2 separate regions of the Homo sapiens genome follow, and region 2 is linked to region 1. A link is a contact called in ENCODE Hi-C or POLR2A ChIA-PET data. All regions are on one chromosome and are shown on one strand. The core of a region is the stretch at or near the end of the contact, and the rest is flanking DNA. Distances in the headings are between cores, read along the strand shown. Region 1 holds the start of SP100 (SP100 nuclear antigen). Region 2 overlaps CAB39 (calcium binding protein 39).

Region 1 (3,139 bases), core at 359-2,858:
GCCACTCAATGGCCTGAGCCTGCCTGCTGCCCAGAGGCAGCGAGAGGGGAGAACGTGAACCACACCAAAGCATACTGTGTGGTCCATGCCAGGACTTCTTGGGACCAATGTGCCTCATGGAGACTGGGATCAAAGGACAGCTGTGCCCAAAAGAGGCTCAGCTTACCAGCCCTTCAGCCCCATAAAGTCGGGGAGTCATGGGGGGTAGGAAGAATGAGAGAAAGAGAGAGAGACCTACAGGTGAGAGAAAGAGAGAGAGACCTACAGGTGTGCAGTGCCTGATAGAAACAGTGACCTTCGCCCACCGGCAAAGCTGTCCTCACCAATGTCCTGGTGCCTGGTCATTCACTCATGGGGAAAAGAAGAGCAGAAGTAGAGTGAGGGTAGAAAGCCCCTTCCCCCACATTTTCAAATGTACCTGGACAAGCATCCTTATTCACAGCTGGAAGAAGTTGGATTCAGTAGAATGCCATTTGGAAAACACCGTTCTGAAGTGCCATCCCCTCTGGCCCCTGAATCCTCACCAGCTTCCACCCTCTGCTCACCTTGGGCCCTGGATTCCAGCGCCCCCAGGCTCCCAGCTGCCTCCCTGTCTCTGCCCCATGGTCCGGCCTGGAGTTCTGGTCCCTGGTTGTGTCCTGTGGCCCCATTCTCATGCGCCCTTTGCTTCTGTTTCTTTACCTATGACTTTATACTGATGTAAAGCGAGTCTTCTCGGTCGCTTCTTGTTCTCTGAGGAATGATGAATCAGAATCTAAATGGAAAATCTGGGCAGAGATAGAACCTCCCGCGGGAGCCACCCTGCCCTTCCATGTCTAGATCATCTGGGTTCCAACCTCCATCCTCCTCCAATGAGAAGCTTTTGTTCTCTCAAGATTCCAGTGACTTCTCCGAAGCTTAGGTGTCTCTTCACCCCTGGCTGTTCCAAGGCGGCCCCATAGTCAAGATTCCTTAAACCCTTGCCCCTTAAAATGTTTGCCTTTCTTACCATGCTGGCTCCAGCCTCTGGTCCCAGGGGTGTGGAGAGTTCTCTCTTACTTCTGGCTGATTTCCAGGAAGGCTAAGCACACTCTCCCCAGGTTATAATGCTGAGCATTTTGGTTCTCTCCAGCCCTGGGTCCCAATGTCAGGACCTACCTTAGTCCAGTCCATGCTCTCCCATGGGCCTGAGAGAAGATTTGAGGTTTCTGGCTTTCCCTCCAACCCTCCAACTCCCACCCCAAGCCATGTCAGCAAGGGGAAGGGGCAAACATGGAGTTTCCCCCCCAACTCCCATGTAAACTATGCCCCCTCTTAGAGGGCAGAGCAGCTAAGGACAATTTTGTTTCAAGGACATTTTTTTTGGCTGTGTATTGCACAAACAAGTGGACACCCGGGAGCTGGCCCTGCTCGTCCCCTGGGCCCTCCTTCCCTGGTCCTGCAGGTCTTGCTGCTTGTCAGGCCTCTCCTCCAACCCTCTGCCACATTTCAGAAAAGCTGAGAATCCCTTGGAGTGAAAAAGGAGGAGAAACACAGTGTCCGTAGCCCAGAAGGAGGTTAAATACTTTCACTTCTCTTTTCCCCATTTGGGCGGAGCCCTTTCTGAGTCAGTCTGTCGGCCGACTTCCTGCTTGGGGCCTGGGCAGCCACACTGCACGCAGGCTGGGCCGACTGAGGGGCTCAGAGGCCAGGCTCTGAGGCCCACGCAGGGCCTAGGGTGGGAAGATGGCAGGTGGGGGCGGCGACCTGAGCACCAGGTGAGTCTTTATCTCCCTTCCTTTAACCTTTATCTCTGGCTATATTGCAGCTTTCATGCCTTTAGTTCAGTTTGTGCCTAAGGCTTCACTTTAATCCTTCTTTGCAAGAACATAGGTATGCGATGTTATATAATGAAATGAAAGACAAGTAATGAGGAAATCAGATTTTTTAAACAGGAGCAGGACAGCTGTTGGTGTGAGTTCAACTTGCCATAACACACGTGACTTTCTTGTTTTGGATTTACTGCTCAGCTGACCGGGACACTCTAAACATAGCAGTTGTTGGTGGCTGGGATTAACTATTTCCTCATGATCTGTGAACCCTTTCACCCCTCAGCCTTCCTCTACCTTCAAATATGTCATGTCAAAAAAGGTGCTTTAGAAAATAAACACTCCAGGGTAAACACCTGGCTTACTTTTAAACATCAGACGCTGTGGTCTCACCTGTCCTGGCAAGGGGCCTCTGCCGGCTGTTCCCATGACTGGCTCAGGGTCTGAGTTCTTATTCCATCAACCTTGATCAAAAGAAGGAAAGGGAAGAAAAAGGCCCAGGGTGACAAACGGCTAAATATTTTCATTTTTACCTCAATTTCCTGTCCCAAGATGGGGGATACCTCTGACCAGAAAAGAGAAGGAAATCCTAACTTTTCTCTAGTAGTGAGTTGAGAAATAACATTACTTAATCTTTTAAATTTTTTAATACAAAAGAAATACACTGTACATTATTGTTCATAAAATTTAAAACAGTGGAGAAGTATATTAAGGAAAAAGTCATCTTTGCCACTCAGCCATTCTTGTAGCTTCTCTTCCCAGTCCTGTGAAGAGTCTTGGGCACAGCTTTTCTTATATTTTTCTATGCATTTATATATCTAATGCATTTTTTGTAAATACGTAATTTATGTTCTTGATTTATAATAAATTATATTACATGTGCTAGTCTGCATTTTGCATTTTTACTTATTTTAATAGTGGAAAACTTAGAGATCTTTTAACCTTAATACATATAGATCTGCCTCATTCTTTTTATACATGCTATTCCATAGAATTGATATATGATAATTATTTATTCTCCAATTGAAGGACATTTAGATTGTTTTTAAATTGTTCACATTTACCAATAAGCTATCATAACAATGATTATATATTTCTTTTTGGGTTTTTACATCTAAACAAATATTTATCTTGTCTCTAAACCTTAAAAATGTAATTATTGAGGCAAAGGGTCCAGTTATTTACTTGGTCCTGCCAAATTGTCTTTCTAGGAGGCTGAATGAATGTATTTCACCAGTAGCAAATGAGATGAACCATCTTCCTGCACACAGCCACGATTTGCAAAGGTGATGAATGAAGAGTTATGTCTTGTTTTAATTTGTATTTTCCTTACGATGGGAAAATTGATCAGC
Region 2 (3,139 bases), core at 332-2,831, 370 kb after region 1:
CAGTTCCCTTAATTATCGGATGGTCCAGTAAGACCCAACAGGTTTCCATGAGGCCACAGAACTGGCACAATTGCACAGGGGGTACCTGAGTCAAAGCTAACCTCCTTTTTGTTTGGGAGCCCTTTCTCCAGTGCACAGAGAGAGCCATCAGCCTTGGAACTAAGTAGGATGCCCCTTACCTGTGAAGAAAAGGCAAAAAGATTATTGATGAACTTATCAGACTTACAGAATGGTTTAGAAGAGTGCCTTTCACCCAGCCTCCCTAAATGTTAACGTCTTTTATAACCACAGGGCAATGATCAAAATCCAAAAAATAACATTGGTATAATACTATTAACTAATGCACAGGCCTTTTTCAAGTTTCATCAGTTGTCCTACTCATGTCCTTTTTCTGAACCAAAATCTAATTCAGGATCACACGTTACATGTAAGGAGTCGTAACATCTCCCTAGGTCTCCTTTAATCTGAAACAGTTCCTCAGTCTTTCTTATGACTTTTATGACCCTTGGTACTTCTGAGAAATACTAGTCAGCTATTTTATAGAGTGTCCCTTGATTTAGGTTTGCCTGATGTTTCTTCATGATTCAATGTCGATTATGCATTTGCAAGAATACCACAGAAGTGAAGTACCCTTTTCATTGCATCAGTTCAGGAGGCAGTGATGTCAATAGTCTCATTACTGATGATGGTCAGTAACATCATTTGGTTAAGGTGGTGTCTACTGGAAAATTACTATTTTTCCTTTTGTCATTAATAAGTATCTTGGAGCCAGGCTCAGTGGCTCATGCCTGTAATCCCAACACTTTGAGAGGCTGAGGGGGCTGATAACTCGAGCTCAGGAGTTTGAGACCAGCCTGACCAACATAATGAGACCCCATTGCTACAGAAAATTTAAAACGTGGTCAGACATGGTGGTGTGTACCTGTAGTCCCAGCTACTCGGGAGGCTGAGGTGGGAGGATCACTTGAGCCTGGGAGGTCAAGGCTGCAGTGAGACATAATTGCACCACGGCATTCCACCTGGGCAACAGAGCTGGACCTGATCTCAAAAAAAAAAAAATTATCTCGGGGGAACTGAGCATCTCTTCTAAAAGTTTCTCAGGTGATTCTGAGTGTGTTGACAAGTTTGAGATAGGATGCAGAAATACATCAAGATGTAGTGAAGAAGTTGAGAATGTTTTAATTAGAAAGTCTTATGTTAATATAGGAGGAGTGAAGCTAGATGTTCAGATAAAGGAGTAAAGAGAGACTAATGGCTCTTGAGGAAAGTGGAGCCGTCTTGAAATATGTGCTGCTGGGAGTTACTGGTTGGAAATCAGCCCGGTTTAAAGGATTGTTTCTGAGCTGCTTTGAAGTCGAATGACATGGTGTATTGGTGAACCGAATGTGCACAAGTTCCATCACTTTTTCTACAGTGCTCAGAAATTTGGGAGCTCAAGTAGAGAAAGATTTGAATAAAGCACATTTAAGATTATGTAGGGGAGCCAAGAGACCTTGAGCTGCTCGCATGAGTGGCACTGAAATGTGCAGGCTTGGCAGGACCTGGAATGTGGTCATTAAGGGTTCAGTGGATTAGGTGACATGATGATTCAGCAGCTTGAAAAGGATACAGTGTTTGGAGGAGCTGTAAGTGTGAATACCTTACTCAGTAGGTGTGAGGGGACCAATGGGGTGGTAGGAGATGAGAAGGATGTGGTTACAAGGGCAGAGAATATATTGACACAATGCCTGCAGGCCAGAGGTGGGGCCCTAGGCATAGTCCCTAATGCAAGCTGCTATGAAGGGAACCAAGTCAAAACTAAACAAGAACAACCAAGGTTTTGTGTTTTGTTTTGTTTTTTTCCTTCTTGAAACACAGTCTCGCTCTGTCACCCAGGCTGGAGTGCAGTGGCTCAATCTCGGCTCACTGCAACCTCTGTCTCCAAGGTTCAAGATAGTCTCGTGACTCAGCCTCCCAAGTAGCCAGGGCTACAGGCTCATGCCACTGCACCCAGCTAATTTTTGCATTTTTTAGTAGAGACGGGGTTTCACCAAGTTGGCCAGGTTGGTCTCGAACTCCTGACCTCAGGTGGTCCGCCCGGCTCGGCCTCTGAAAGTGCTAGGATTACAGGCATGAGCCACCACTCCCGGCCACAACCAAGTTTATCTGTTGTGTGTGTGTCATCTTCAGTTAGTAAATACTTGCTAAATTGCCTTCTCTTGTGAAACACTTATTAAAATTTTCTGATCATCTTTTGGTAATATTTGGATATATTTTTCAAGCTTTTTGTTTAATCAGCTTATAATTGTCCATGGTTATTTGGTTATTTGTTAGAAATCTTTAAAATGTGGGAGGGGGGATGTCTCGTGGGGAGGGCTGAAAAAGGAGAAATGGAAGAAGAAATCAATGAGTACCAACATAATGATCATTTTGATCTATATAATTTACCTCATCTTTTTTTTTCTTTTTTAAATAAAAGTAGAATGTGAATTGTGAGAAAAAATATTCAAGCAAGTCTGAAATGGAGCAAATACTCTTCTTACTCCACCCCACAGGTAGACGACCATACTGAGTTTGATGTGTATTCTCCCAGAGTATTTTCTCTGTGAGACCATAGGGAATTACGTTGTAAATTGAGCACAAGGCAAATCACAACCAAACTTAACCTTTGAAAACCCTTTAATTGTCCATACAGAGCAGTAAACAGTGTGGCCGTACTGTGACTCAAGATTTCCAACACCGCAAGTATTTCCTCCAACATTGAAACAGACTGCTGTTTCTTTCTTTCTTTCTTTCTTTCTTTTTTTTTTTTTTTTTTTGAGAAGAAGGGAGTCTCCCTCTCTGTCGCCCAGGCTGGAGTGCAGTGGTGGCTCACTGCAAGCTCCGCCTCCTGGGTTCACGCCATTCTCCTGCCTCAGCCTCCTGAGTAGCTGGCACTACAGGCGCTGACCACCACGCCTGGCTAATTTTTTGTTTTTGTTTTTGTTTTTGTTTTTAGTAGAGACGGGGTTTCACCATGTTAGCCAGGATGGTCTCGATCTCCTGACCTCGTGATTCGCCCGCCTCGGCCTCCAAGGTGTTGGGATTACAGGCGTGAGCCACTGCGCCCGGCCCAGACTGCTCTTTCTTTAGTGGAGCACCAGATGCAGTAGTTGGCTTT

Evidence for each region. Hi-C counts contacts between places; a loop is a spot of excess contacts on that map. ChIA-PET counts read pairs that join two places held with the same protein, here RNA polymerase II (POLR2A). Pooled maps may share reads with other maps.
Region 2: a pooled map shows a loop between it and region 1 (2.3-fold over the local background). The contact joins the enhancer-like site here to the promoter of SP100 in region 1. A Hi-C loop is called at or near these places in 18 of 168 maps with a recorded cell type or tissue (CD14-positive monocyte, CD4-positive, alpha-beta memory T cell, CD8-positive, alpha-beta T cell and 13 more), 9 of 37 single-sample maps with no recorded cell type and 20 of 50 pooled maps. POLR2A ChIA-PET finds 5 or more read pairs at or near these places in 3 of 52 experiments (MCF 10A, T-cell and naive thymus-derived CD4-positive, alpha-beta T cell).

What each region holds. Positions count from the first base shown.
Region 1 is chr2:230,414,593-230,417,731 of GRCh38, forward strand. SP100 (SP100 nuclear antigen) reads left to right here and starts at 1,609. Exons shown (of 29, transcript NM_001080391.2): 1 at 1,609-1,736; 2 at 2,999-3,073. The coding sequence starts at 1,705. RefSeq lists an enhancer at 1,256-1,775.
Region 2 is chr2:230,780,035-230,783,173 of GRCh38, forward strand. The region is part of intron 2 of CAB39 (calcium binding protein 39); the gene reads left to right. Among named protein-coding and RNA genes, the nearest start is that of CAB39, 69 kb to the left of the region's middle. Within about 2 kb of position 1,582, at least 9 of the 41 ENCODE cell types and tissues checked have a DNase peak (open chromatin) inside an H3K27ac peak, as active enhancers do; they include CD8-positive, alpha-beta T cell, HCT116, gastrocnemius medialis and 1 more, where a contact is called at or near this core.